Regions from separate parts of the Homo sapiens genome. Here region 2 is linked to region 1. A link is an interaction called in ENCODE POLR2A ChIA-PET data of the cell type or tissue named here. Cell type or tissue: Panc1. All regions are shown on one strand. Each heading gives the region's core, and the rest is flanking DNA. Links, peaks and the distances in the headings are about the cores only. Region 1 overlaps FAM163A (family with sequence similarity 163 member A). Region 2 holds the start of LOC105371634 (a long non-coding RNA gene).

What was found. Peaks named below come from ENCODE experiments on the same cell type or tissue, not always from the same donor. Only the 100,000 strongest peaks of a DNase experiment are listed, where the experiment ranks them.
Region 2: POLR2A ChIA-PET joins it to region 1 with 11 read pairs; 3 of 35 experiments call an interaction of 5 or more read pairs at or near these places.

The regions. Positions count from the first base shown.
Region 1 is chr1:179,762,325-179,769,072 of GRCh38, forward strand. All of the region lies in intron 1 of FAM163A (family with sequence similarity 163 member A), which reads left to right. Among named protein-coding and RNA genes, the nearest start is that of FAM163A, 22 kb to the left of the region's middle. In Panc1, for the core only: no CTCF peak of the experiment used is centred there; no DNase peak of the experiment used is centred there.
Region 2 is chr1:179,816,867-179,823,614 of GRCh38, forward strand. LINC02818 (long intergenic non-protein coding RNA 2818) reads right to left here. Exons shown (of 3, transcript XR_001738312.3): 3 at 2,960-3,583. LOC105371634 (a long non-coding RNA gene) reads right to left here and starts at 2,552. Exons shown (of 5, transcript XR_007066756.1): 1 at 2,120-2,552; 2 at 1,126-1,223; 3 at 502-1,008. It overlaps LOC124904463 (a long non-coding RNA gene), which reads left to right and starts at 4,393. Exons shown (of 2, transcript XR_007066759.1): 1 at 4,393-4,669; 2 at 4,767-5,923. RefSeq lists an enhancer at 1,654-2,639. In Panc1, for the core only: no CTCF peak of the experiment used is centred there; no DNase peak of the experiment used is centred there.

The DNA.
Region 1 (6,748 bases), core at 919-4,918:
TTTTTCCAGGGCTGCAGAGAATTGGGATCATGCTGGGTATGTGGGTCAGTCAGTCCTGTCACGGTTTGGGAGAGGAGAGGTGTTCACCTGGTTGCGCTCCTATGCACAAGGCTAGATGTCTGCTGTTTTCATTTGCAGATTGCTTACAAGGTCCTTCCCTGTCCTAGCAATTTGCCTGCCTCACCCATGGTCTAGGGACACAGAGGAGAAGGAGGCCCAAATGGCACAGCTTCTTGGGGCACATTTGAGGGAAATGCTTTCTTTTTTTATTCAAGATTATATCAAGTGAAGAGCTGGTTTTCACCAACTTCAGGAATGCTCAAGATGGGTTATTGGGTCAGCAAATAGACACTGAGGGAGGCTTCGGCTCACATCTCTTAGCTCCTTAGTCATCCTCCTTGCTGTGCAAGAAAAGGCTTGAATATACCTTCTTCCAGCTCTGCATTAGCCAGCAAGGGGAATGAGGCCATTGTGAACACACACTGTGGGGGCCTAGGAGAGAAATACTTCAGGCGACATGATGATGGTCCTTATCTTCCAGGAGTTCCCAGGGTAGGGGAGGAAAAAATAATTTTCCTTCTGCTTTTCAGAGTTCATAGCTGGGACTCTCTGTAACAAAAGACAAATCGACAGGAGAAAAACAAATAGAAATTTGTCAACATGTATACTTCATCTCTACATGGGAGATACTTAGGGAAAAAATAAGTAAATCTCAAAGAGGCAGCTTAGAATTCAGGCTTAAACACCATCTTCAGCTAAAGGCAAAAGAAAGAAGGGTGTGGGGGAGGCCAGTTATGGGGAGATGACCAGGCAAATTATCAGAATAAAGTCTGTTATGCAGATGTAAGCCTGCTCCATTAGTAAGACCTTCTCGTGATTTAGCCATGCTTCTCTTCCTGCTACAGACACCCTTACAAATGGTGATTTCCTTTATAGATGTAACTTTCCCTTACAAAAGGGTAACTTCTACTCTCTTTTCAGAGCTTCTCCTGTATCTGTTGTTTCTCAAAATAATCAGCTCAAAATCATCCTTATGCCAAAGAGGCATATTTTGGCATGGCACGTTCTGGTCTCCTACAACAGCTTCCTTGGACAGAGAATATGCACTGACTGTAGCATTACAGAGCAGTGCCATCGAAATAATTGTAAAAAACTTGTTGTGAGCAAAGGGGCTGAAAAACACCAGACTGGCTAGTTTCTTCTGAAAAATGAAGGCAGCTGGGATGCACTCTGCTTTTTCCTACTTTCCTGCTCTAAGGATGTGTAATTCTTTAATCAGAAGTCTAATAAGGTTAATCAGGAAAGACCTGAAGATTTAGCTGATTTCTGAGAAAGGGCATAGGAGACTTTGGAGGACTATAAGCTCAGCCTGAGAGGAGACACAGGGTTTCTGGTGGTAGGTTATAGCAAGTCCCATTTTACAGATGCAGAAACTGAAGGCCAGACCTCCTCCCCAAAATGGCAGAGAAATCCTAATGCTTGGACTTGTGCAATGGGTACAAGACAAGTGCCTTCCCTTGGCTGAGGAGAGTTTCTCTCCTAGAGGACTTAGCTGGGTGTGTGGAGGAGTCTGAATTCCTCCCCTTGAATTCCTTCCACTGCTTCTTTGCCAGTCCCATCCAACTCGGATGGGGAACTGCTTTTAAATATTATTTCTCAAAGACTACACACACACAAAGAGAGACAGAGAGAGAGAGTGCATGCTCTTTGTATTTTATTTGGGGAATCATAACAACTCTCAGGTGAAATAGAGAGCTGAACCAATCAAGCACTCTTCCCAGGGCTCAAAAGAAACAAGTGTCACAGAACTGGCTGGCAGCACTGCAGAAAATAGATGATGGGAACACCTGTGTGGGTGTGGGTGACCTTGACAAGGGAAACACTAGCCAGTATTTTTATCTGCCCACTTTGTCTCAGGACGTTGGTGGTGTTGCATCCACTAGCAACAGGCTCTGGTTTATTCTCATGACATCTGGGCAGAAGGGGCGGGAACGACGAGGCAGATAAGAATATACCCATTTTGAGGAACAGAGAAACTGAGCCATGATTGGGGAGTGAAGCTTGTTCAAAGTCTCGTGGATAGACTTTGGGGTTCTTCAAATGGAAACAGGTTGTGCAACCTCTCATTCAGTGCTCCAGCAGCTCAAATTCTGTACTCTCAAAGATTTCCTATTAAATTTAATTTACTTTCCTTCTGTTACCCTTCCATGGTAGATGAGGTATTGATAGGGTAATCAACTTGTCAAGGACTCTCCCCATTTTATGACTAAAAGTTTGAAATCCACAGAATCCCCTCGGTCCTCGGCAAACCAGGATGGTTGTTCGCCCTAGAGGTATGTAACTGCTTCAGAGAAACGGCTGTTGGGGGAGAGCATTTCTGGAGGTGGTCTCACATGTTCGTTAAGAGCATGGGCTCTGGGCACATGCTAGGGTACAAGTCCCAGCTCTGCAACACATCCCTGTCACCTGGGGCAAATCACTTGACCTCTCTGTGCCTCAGTTGCCTCATTTGTAAAAAGGGGGTAGTGACAATCTGTACCTCAGGAGGTTGCTGTGTGAATTATATAAAGCCATACGTGAAATGCTCTTTTACTTAAAATAGTGCCTGTCTTATAAGAAGAGCTCAGTAATTGTTAGCCATGATTACTTTGTCAGCATCTGCCTGTTGATGAATCACAGAGATCGCGGGATCTCAGAACTGATGGGCTGCCTCCTTAGATTTCATCTCAGTGCCCCCCAATTTAAATGCACTCCACACGTTGTAGCAACCCCCTTCCTCGTCCACCTCTTCCCTTTCTTCCTCGCCCCATGGCTGCCGCTGGTGGAGGCTGGTTTGCTCTGTGTCAAAGTGGATGTCACCCCACTTCACTTGTTGGCAGGATTGAGGGATGGCAGGCGGGTGGGATGTGATCTCCAAGTGCAGTACTCTCAGACTTGAACATGCACACACAGCACCTGGGCATCTTGTTAAATTTTGTTAAATGTGGATTCTGATTCAGCAGGTCTGAGGTGGGGCCCACAATTTTGCATTTCTAATAAGCTCCCAAAGATACTGCCGGTTTGGGACCACTCCATGGGCCACAAACATGTGGCCAGGCCACATCATGTGTCAGCCTGTGGGAGTCTAAGTAAAAGACGGTAATATTCTTGCCCAGCTGAGGACCCTAAAATAGAATTAGTGCTGGGGACAGGGGTGGGAGTTGCTTAGATATGCTTAGAGTGTTTGAGGGGAGCAGCTTAGAGAGTGGTGAAGCCATCGGGGCATGAAAGGTCTGTGGGGCTGATGCTGAGATCTGTGGTGAGTATTGTAGGTAAAGTTAATAACAACTGGTTAAGGAATTGAGCTTTGGGAATTTTTTTTTTTTTTTTTTTTTTGCTGATTTTAAATATCAGAGCTGGTTCGAGACTATTGCTTAGATAGTCTTTCTCTCTCACATCCATGGTTTTGCTCTCTTGAATGGTGGACAAAGGGTGTAGTGCCCCCCAGTGCCTGGGAATGACACATGGTCAGTGTGACTACAGGAGGTTCAGAATGGCTGGCCTGAAATGACAGAAGTCCCCAAAGCTGGGCCTCCAGGCTCCCTACCCAAAAACTCCCTCACAGAGAGTGACCTTGCCTAGGAGGGATCTGATACTTTCTCAGCCACCTTGGAAGGGCTCTTACAGCTCCATGATGGATGAATGGACAAAACTGTCCCAAACAATCTGGGTTCCAGAAATAAGCCTTGTTCAGGCTCAGAAAACAATACCCCAAGATGAAGGCCTCAGAAGCACAAGTTTTTCTCTGACTTTCCCCTACATTCCTGTCTCTCAGTCCCATTTTGCCCCAAGTCCAGCCATAGGAACTAGAATCTCTCTTCCCCAAGACAGGTCATAGAAACCAGAACCCCTTTTCCCCAAAGCCAACTATGAAACCTAAAAATATTAACCTAACTTGCCCTCCGCTTTCCCATAAAGAAATTATCTGACCCACCTTGTTTGACTGTAGGTCATGAGACCCCCCATTCCAGAGAGGGCCCTGCTCCACACCCAGAGGAAGGACTTCATGCTCAGAGGGGCCAAGAAGAATCCAGACCCACAGGCCTGGCTGGGTTTCCCCACTCAGTCTATTCACATTAGATCAGACCCTTTGTGTCCAATCATATTTCTACACAGCTGCCCATACTTTGTTGAACCTAAGCGTAAAAATGAACAATTTCCCCTTGTATCTTTGGGTCTTCATTCTGAAGGCTCCCAGATACACATGTTAAATAAATGTGTATGCCTTTCCTCCAATTAATCTGCCTTTTTCGAGTTGATTTTTCAGTGAAACTTCAGAGAACCAAAGGGAACTTTCTCCTTACACCCCACAGCATAGACAGAACTTTCTCTTTACACCCAATGGCCCCTCACATTTGAGATGCACTTCACTCCTTTTTACTTTTCTTTCTTTTTTTTTTTTCGGTTTGGAGACGTAGTTTTACTCTTGTCGCCCAGGCTGGAGTGCAATGGCACAATCTTGGCTCACTGCAACCTCTGCCTCCCGGGTTCAAGCGATTCTCCTGCTTCAGCCTCCCAAGTAGCTGGGATTACAGGCACATGCCACCACGCTCGGCTAATTTTTATCTTTTTAGTAGAGACAGGGTTTCACCATGTTGGCCAGGCTGGTCTCGAGCTCCTGACCTCAGGTGATCTGCCCATCTCAGCCTCCCAAATTGCTAGGATTACAGACATGAACCACCGCCCCCGGCCTTTACTCCTTTTTCGAAGCTACAAACAGGAGTCCTCCCTGCCATCGTTCTCCCAGTGTCTTCCCTCAGAGATGATATCAGGCACCAAGACAATATGACCGTCTAGTACAGTGAATCTGCCTTCCACTCTCTGGCATGCTCAGATTCCAGAGAAACCTTCCCAGAAGAGGTCACAGAGAAGGGGCTGGACATGTTCGAGTCCAATCCTGCTCACTGTTGCCTGGCTTCCCTTAGGCCAGGCTTGTGCTAATTTGAAAAATGGCCTATGATAATGAGCGCTAAAAGCACTCTGCAGACCGAGTGCCCTGGGAAGATGTTCAGGGACTCAGCCTTCCCCAGCTCCCTCCCCTCCACTGCCAGCTCTCAGCATTGTGCACTTTTAATCTCCCACACGGCTGCCAGTATACTACACATTTGTATCTGTCACTTCACATCCCCCCGCATGGCTGCTCTCAGCCAACTGGGAGCCTTCTCCTTTTTTCCCTGGAATGTTCCCTGAGGACAACTCAGCCCTTGATAAAGGCTTCCACTTTCTTTTGTTTCTCTTGGTGAGAAAAAAACCCCTGTCCCCCACTCCTACCTTACAGAGCCTGTCCAGGCCCTGGCACCCCCTACCTGCAGCCTGCTGCTCCAGGTGCAGCTTCTCTCCCATCCCTCTCCCCACAGAAGGAGAATCCTGGTGCTCCAATGCCCTCCCAACACAGGTCAATGTAACAGCATCCCAGAATTTTACGATGGCCCTCTAATTCCTATAGCCAGAAGGGACCTCAGAAGTTTTTTTAAAAAATTTATTGTGGTTAAAAAAAGCACACAACAATTAATTTCCCCTCTTAACCATTCGTAAGTGTTAAGTAGTGTTAAGTATAGTATATAGTTGGGCAACAGATCTCTAGATAATTTTCATCTTGAAAAATTAAAACTCTGTAACCATTAAACACTAATCTCCCCTCTCCCCTTCCCTCAGTCCTTGGCCACCACATTTTCTACTTTGTTTGTATGATTTTGAGTACTTTAGATACGTCATATGAGTGGAATCATATGGTATTTGTTCTTTTGTGAATGGCTTATTTCATTTAGCATAATGTCTGTCCGTGCTGTAGCATATGACAGGATTTCCTTCTTAAGGCTGCATAATATTCCATTGTATGGATATACCACATCTCTTTAACTGTTTATCTGTTGATAGACATTTGGGTCACTTCCTCAGAAGTTTTTTTTAACCCTTTATTTTGCAACTCATCACCCACATAAACAAAGACCACACAGTCAATAAGACCAAGACCACACAGCCAATAAGTGTGGCAATAATTGCTCAAGACCACACAGCCAATAAGATGTCTGTTTGTACAGATTTTTATTATTCTCTCCTGGATTCTGGCAACAGCATTTAGGGGCTCTGGTCTAACATGGTGTTAGTGAAAATAGGCTCTCCAAGATTACTAGAGGCTGCAGGGGCAAGTGATGGTGGCTGGGCTAGTCCTGATCACTGTACACCTGTGAGAACATCCAGCTTTGGCTTTGGTGTGGTCAAGTGTCTTATGTATATGGACACTGGATTTTTTTTTTTTTTGAGGCGGAGTCTCACTCTGTCGCCAGGCTGAAGTACAGTGGTATGATCTTGGCTCACTGCAACCTCAACCTCCTGGGTTCAAGTGATTCTCCTGCCTCAGCCTCCCAAGTAGCTGGGATTACAAGTGCACGGCACCATGCCCAGCTAATTTTTGTATTTTTAGTAGAGACGGGGTTTCACCATGTTGGCCAGGATGGTCTCGATCTCCTGACCTCATGATCCGCCTGTCTCAGCCTCCCAAAGTGCTGGGATTACAGGCGTGAGCCACTGCACCCGGCCTGGACACTGGATTTTTAAAGATACTAAGGAATTATTGTTCATTTGTTTCAGCGCATTAATGGTATTGTGTTATATGCTTTTTAAAAAGACTTTTAGAGATGCATACTGAAGTGATTATAAATTAAACATGATGTCTAGGATATGCTTCAAAATCATTATTGGAAAGTAT
Region 2 (6,748 bases), core at 1,686-5,685, 55 kb after region 1:
CTACTTGTACACTTTTCAAACGGTGCCCTAAATTGGAAGAGAAGGAGGGGCCAGGAACACAGCCCTCTCCGCCGTCTTTCTCCACCTCCACTTCACCACTCCTGCTCTAGACTTCTTGTCTTGCATCTTTGATAACTTGGAGTCATAACCGAGTGGATGTCGGAATAAATGAGAGATTTGAAGTAGAAATCCCACAGGGTCCTTCGTTCTTCACCGGGGGAAGTGAAGGGGGCTGTTGGTGTGGATTTAAGGGTGAAGCCTCCTCTTCAACACCCAGAGCGTCTGTGTTCCACGCTCTCCCTGCTCCCACGGTAGCAAACCTCCACCTTGTTGCCTGGCATGCCCCCATTGCCTCAGTCAGAGTTCAATCGGCGGAGATTTGCTGTTTGTTGGGAAAGTGGCTGAAGGGCCCTGCTGAGGATAGTGAGTTTCCCTGTGGGGCAACCCAGGCCTCGGCCCCTGCTACCTGCCCTTCCCCTCTTCCCAACCCTGCACACACACCTTCCAGGCTGGTGGTCTTCCTGCCTGTGTAGCTCAGGGTAAAATCACTTCTCTGAAGCCTGAGGAGATCATGTCACATGGCCAGCCCTTTGTTACAGGGGCAGCAAGGGAAGAGAGGGGAATTGGGACCAGATCCCCAGTGCAGCCCAGCAGAGACTACAGAAGTGGAGAGGGATGGAGGGGGACTGGAGAACTGGGAACTAGCTTTGTGTGTAGGAGGGAGAATTCGGGGATGAAGTGAGAACGTCTTTTGTGTGTGTGTGTGTGTGTGTGTGTGTGCCTGCACTTGTGCACATGGGTGTGTACGAGACAGCTGCTCTCTCTCCACCTCAGGGCCTCAGGGCGAGCCCTGACTGCAGCTTGGGGGTACAGCAGGCAGCCTGCCCCAGCAGTCCAGCACCCAGGCCTCCAGCCCTGCAGCAGCCTTCCCTAGCACCAGTGGGAGCACAGCTTCCTTCACCCTCGGCCCAGGGAGCAGTTGGCCACAGCTCTGTCACCACAGCTGTTCTATGGAATCAGAAACCAGACCCTGAGGCACACTCATCATTGCATCCATCCCAACCTCCAGCCATCTCCTTTGCCGCCGCAGGGCAGCCAGCCCGGACTCGGCCTCCAGCCTCTCACCCGGCACATCTGCTTGGCCTCATGCTTGCTGGCAAGTCACGGCCCTGACCCAGCTCTTCTCCCTGGTGGCCCTCAACTGCCTTCAGCCTCAGCTCCAGCTGGGGAGGAGGGTGGAAGAGCAGCTTGAGTCAGACTGAGGAATGCAAGAGAGGTGCTGGCCGTCCTTGTCACTGTTCTTTGGAAAATGCCTCCATCAGTGCCTGAAGTTCAAGGAGTGTGGGCTGTTTTCTTTCTGAGTTCTGAGCAAATCGAGCTGGGGGACTCCGGGGCATGCTGCGCTATCCTGGGAGTCTCGGCCTTAGGCGGTTTGGTGATCTTCCCCTGGAAATAATCAGTGGGTCCTGAGCAGCACTTGTAAACTTGAATGTAGAAAGCTGGGTGAGAAGTTTTCATCCTCCGCACTGTTCAGGCCCAAAAAAGTTGGAGGCAGAGGCTGTCGTCAAAGTGGCACATTGCCCTCATACCCGGGGGCTTTCCAACCAACAGCTCTGGCACCCCAGATTCCAGCAGCCCCATAATGGCATCATTCAGCCCACATCCCCAAAACCTGTCCATGTCACTCTGCCCCTGGGGCTTCTGCAGGGACTTCAAGGAGAAGCTTCTTTCACCATAAAAACATCTCACCCAGTTTTCTACGCTCAAATTTACAAGTGCTGTTCAGGGACTATTGATTATTTACAGGAGAAGATCGCCAAACTACCTAAGACTGAGACTCCTGGGATAGGGCAGCATACCCCGGAGTCCCCCAGCTCGATTTGCTCGGAACTCAGAAAGAAAACGGCCTACACTCCTTGAACCTCAGGCACTGACGGAGGCATTTTCTAAAGAACAGTGACAAGGACGGCCAGTACCTCCCCCGCAGTCTGACTCAAGCTACTCCTCCACCCTCCTCCCCAGCTGGCCCCTCTCTCCACCAGTTCCCCCTCCCAACGGCCATCCTTCCTTCATCGCCGGCCTGTCAGCTCGCTGGGTGGAGAACCAAGTAGTGCACAACCTCTCAGAACACACCACTTGCACCTTCACAGCGTGCCTCGGAGGGAGTGGCACATGGCTCCATCCTCCAGCCCAGCACACAGCACCCCTCATGCAGCTGGCTCATGCTGAGGATGGCAGGAGGAGGTGAAGGCGGAGCTCCCGGGTCACAAAGCCATTATCTCTTTTCTCCTGTGACCTAACACCCCAGCAGACACAGCAGTCTAGTGGCAGCGGTTAGAAGGTGGGATTTGGAAGCAGACTTCAGCTGGAATCCTGACTCTACCACTTACTGTGTGACTTTAGGCAACTTTGGGGACCTCTCTCCTTCTCAGTTTTCTCACTTGTAAAATTGGGATCATAATGCCCACTGTATTCCATGAAAATTAAGTGAGCTGACTGGGTGCGGTGGCTCACACCTGTAATCCCAGCACTTTGGGAGGCAGAGGTGGGCAGATCGCCTGAGCTCAGAAGTTCGAGACCACCCTGGGCAACATGGTGAAATCCTGTCTCTACTAAAACACAAAAAATTAGCCGGACGAGGTGACAGGCATCTGTAGTCCCAGCTACTTGGGAGGCTGAGGCACCAAGAATCACTTGAGTCCCGGAGGCGGAGGTTGCAGTGAGCCAAGACTGCACTACTGCACTCCAGCTTGGGCTACATAGTGAGACACCATCTCAAAAAAAAATTAAGTGAGCTGACACCTCACTTAATTTTAATGGATACAGTGGGCATTATGGTCCCAATGTGACACCTCACATTAATGATAATGGCACATGTGGTAGCCACTATCATTAGCAGTATAGCCAAGTCCAAACTCTACCACTCACAACATGACAGCCAATAAGTTGAGAGAAGGTGTTGGGGTAAGGAAGATGACTTTATTTCTGGGAGCTTCCAACTGAGAAGATGGAGGACCAATGTCCTAAAGAACATTTTTTTTTTTTTTTGTGAGTCGGAGTCTCACTCTGTTGTCCAGGCTGAAGTGCAATGGCACAATCTTCAGCTCACTGCAACCTCCACCTCCTGGGTTCAAGCAATTCTCCTGCCTAGGCCTCCCGAGTAGCTGGGATTACAGGTGCCCGCCACCACTCCCAGCTAATTTTTGTATTTTTAGTAGAGATGGGGTTTCACCACAGGCTGGTCTCTTGGCCAGGCTGGTCTCGAACTCCTGACCTCGTGATCCTCCTGCCTAAGCCTCCCAAAGTGATGGGATTACGGGCATGAGCCACCGTGCCCAGCCAGAACCAACTTAGATTGATAGATTTTTTTAGGCTTCTTTCATATTAGAGGAAGAGGGACCATGCAGGGGGTGAAGGTCTGGAGGTGACTGGAGGCCACAGACATCTGGCTGTCATCAGGGGTCCAAGGAGGTTGCAAAACTTCTTTGTTCATGGTCAACTGCTTGTCAGATCCACCTTGTTGCTCTAAGTCTTTCAGACAGCACTGTTACTTGAGTGCACACTTCCTCATCTCCTCAGGAGTCTGTTTCAAAAGAGAGGTGGTCATTAGTACTAGCGTTAAACTGTAATCAAAATGCTTTTCGTGGTTAGCTTGGCCTGTGTCTAGGGATGAGCAAAGGCAGTTGGCTTATGAGGTTAGAAGCAAGATGGAGTCAGCGATGTTAGATTTCTCTGGCTGTTACAGTAGGATATACAGACAGAACCGAATCTGGAGGCAGCAGGGCCCCCCACAGGGGCTACTTAGGCAACAGGAAGGAAGGTTCCCTCTGGGCTCTCCCATTCTCCCCACTGCACCAATGTCCACACCTGCACTCAGTCCCTCCTCCCTCGTACTACTTGGTTCTCCACCCAGTGAGCTGCCGGGCGATGAAGGACGGATGGCCGTTGGGAGGTGGAGAGAGGGGCCAGCTGGGGCCAGCCTGTGCCACTACTGCCAGGTCCACCTCTCTCTCTGTGTGGAACCTCCCACCTCTGCCAGTAACTCTGCCTGTGACTCACTGAGGGACCCATGCTCCCAGCAACCTATGACTGCATTTTGGCCTCATATGTGCCCCAATAAACTGAACGAATGAAGGAGAGCATTCATATTTCAACTAAGAGCACAGATCTCTGCTTGGAGACAGAGACTCACTCTGTCACCCAGGCTGGGGGTGCACTGGCGCAATCCCAGCTCACTGCAACCTCCGCCTCTGGAGTTCAAGTGATTCTCCTGCCTCAGCCTCCCGAGTAGCTCGGATTACAGGCACCTGCCACCATGCCTGGCTAATTTTTGTATTTTTAGTAGAAACAGGGTTTCACCATACTGGCCAGGCTGGTCCCAAACTCCTGACCTCAGGTGATCCACCCGCCTTGGCCTCCCAAAGTGCTGGGTTTACAGGTGTGAGCCACCACACCTGGCTGCGCTTCTTGTTTCACTAGCTTTCGAGTTCAAGTCTTGGGTTTGAAAGCTGGTTCCGAAAGGAGTCAGAAGACCCCCAGCTCTTCCTCTTGAGCCCAAATTCTTCGGCCCATCCATCCCTGGCTCCACTGGGCTTCTCCCAGAACCTGCCACACATTCTGGCTTTCCTACTACCAGAAGTGGGCAGGGACTCCAGATATCACTGAGCAGGTGAGAGGGGAAGGAAGGGCAGGAGAGAGGAAGCCCAGATGTGCAGGAGGGAGGGAAGGAAACGGGCTCAGGCAGAACACCATCTGCATCTTCACAGTTAGGAAACCAAAGGAGAACCACCTGGAGGACTGGACCTGCCACACGCCTGTCGCTCCTGCCAGTACCGGCTCTAAGGGACCTGCCTTCCTTCTGCTCTGAATCCTCCTCCCTCGTGTCCTGCCGGGCTCCACGGAGAAGCAAGAGGGACGATGGCACAGCTGCACACCCAAACCTGTGGGTCACAGGGGGCTCCATTCCCCTAACCATCAGATAGTCGCTTACATCCCATGGATATAAACTTTCAAGAAATAAAATTAAGGTTATCTTTCTCTATTCAGCTTACAAATGGTTCAGCTGACTCTGCAGCCCTGCTGCACCCCTCTTCATTTGACAGACACAGATGCTGCTTTACTTACAATGGGGCTACGTCCCAATAAGCCCATCCTAAGCTGAAAATATCATAAGTCAAAAACTGATATAGCTAACCTACCAAACATCACAGCTTAGCCTACCTTAAACATGCTTAGAACACTGACGTTAGCCTACAGTTGGGAAAATCATCTAACACAAAGCCTATTTTATGACAAACTCATGACTATCTCATGTAATTTATTGAAAACGTACTGAAAGTGAGAAACAGAATGGTTGTATGGGTGCTCCAAATGTGGTTTCTACTGAACATGTACTGTTTTTGCACCATCATAAAGTCAAAAACTTGTAAGTGAAACCATTGTAAGCTGGGAACCATCTGTGCTGGTTTTGTCACACTACTTACTGTGTGATTTAGGCAAGTCTTCTATGTAATTCTAAGTTGTTTGGGGGAATGTCATATGAACAGACTTATCTCCACTTCAACATGAGCTGAGGTAGCTTTCCTGGTTCTAGGCAACTGAAATAAGGGAAATAAAACTCTGGGGACTGAATTCTGCCAGTTCTATAAAACAGTATCAAACCTCTACTGACAGCCTTGGAGGAGGATGACCGGCAAGATTTGAACAGCCACCAAGCGCCACCAAGCTCCCCCAACCACCTGCATGCACCTGCCTTCATCTCTTCTGGGCCCTTCCATGGGTGCCAGTGGAGCAGGGCTTCTTCAAAGCAGCTCTCAGCACCTTTGCCTTTTCCCCTTGACCCTTTTCTTAGGGGGAGTGAAGCGTACTTTTTAGAAGTACTATTTCTGCTAGAAGAAATAAAAGCTGTAAGTATGCTCCTTAATACTTTAGTCATGAGAGTTTTTATTCTAGATCCAACTGAACAACTTGAGCTTGAACAGAGGCCTGACACCCTCACAAAATCTTCTGAACTCTTCCCTCAAGCACAGGGGCCCAACCAAAGGGACAGGCCTTCTCCAGGTAAGCAGCGTATGCTGTTAGCCACCAAACAGTCAGCTAAGGAGGCCATGGCTCAGACCCCAGGGAGGGGTATCTCTAACTCTTCCCAGGCAGGAATCTTTTTTTGTTGGTTATTTATTTATTTATTTATTTATTTATTTATTGAGATGGAATGTCACTCTGTCACCCAGGCTGGAGTGCAATGGCGTGATCTCGGCTCACTGCAGCCTCCGCCTCCCAGGTTAGAGCGATTCTCCTGCCTCAGCCTTCCAAGTAGCTGGGATTACAGGCACCTCCCCCACCACACCTAGCTAATTTTGTATTTTAGTAGAGTTGGAGTTTCACCATGTTGGTCAGGCTTTTTGTGATTAGCTTGGCCTGCATGTAGGGATGAGCAAAGGCAGTTGGCTTATGAGGTTAGAAGCAAGATGGAGTCAGCGATGTTAGATTTCTCTGGCTGTTACAGTAGGATGTACAGACAGAACCAAATCTGGAGGCAGCAGGGCCCCCCACAGGGGCTACTTAGGCATCAGGAAGGAAGGTTCCCTCTGGGCTCTCCCCTTCTCGCCACTGCACCGATGCCCACACCTGCACTCAGCCCCTCCCCTCAAACTCCTGACCTCAGGTGTTCCACCTGCCTTGGCCTCCCAAAGTGCTGGGATTACAGGCATGAACCACACCGTGCCTGGCCCAAAGCAGGAATTCTCAG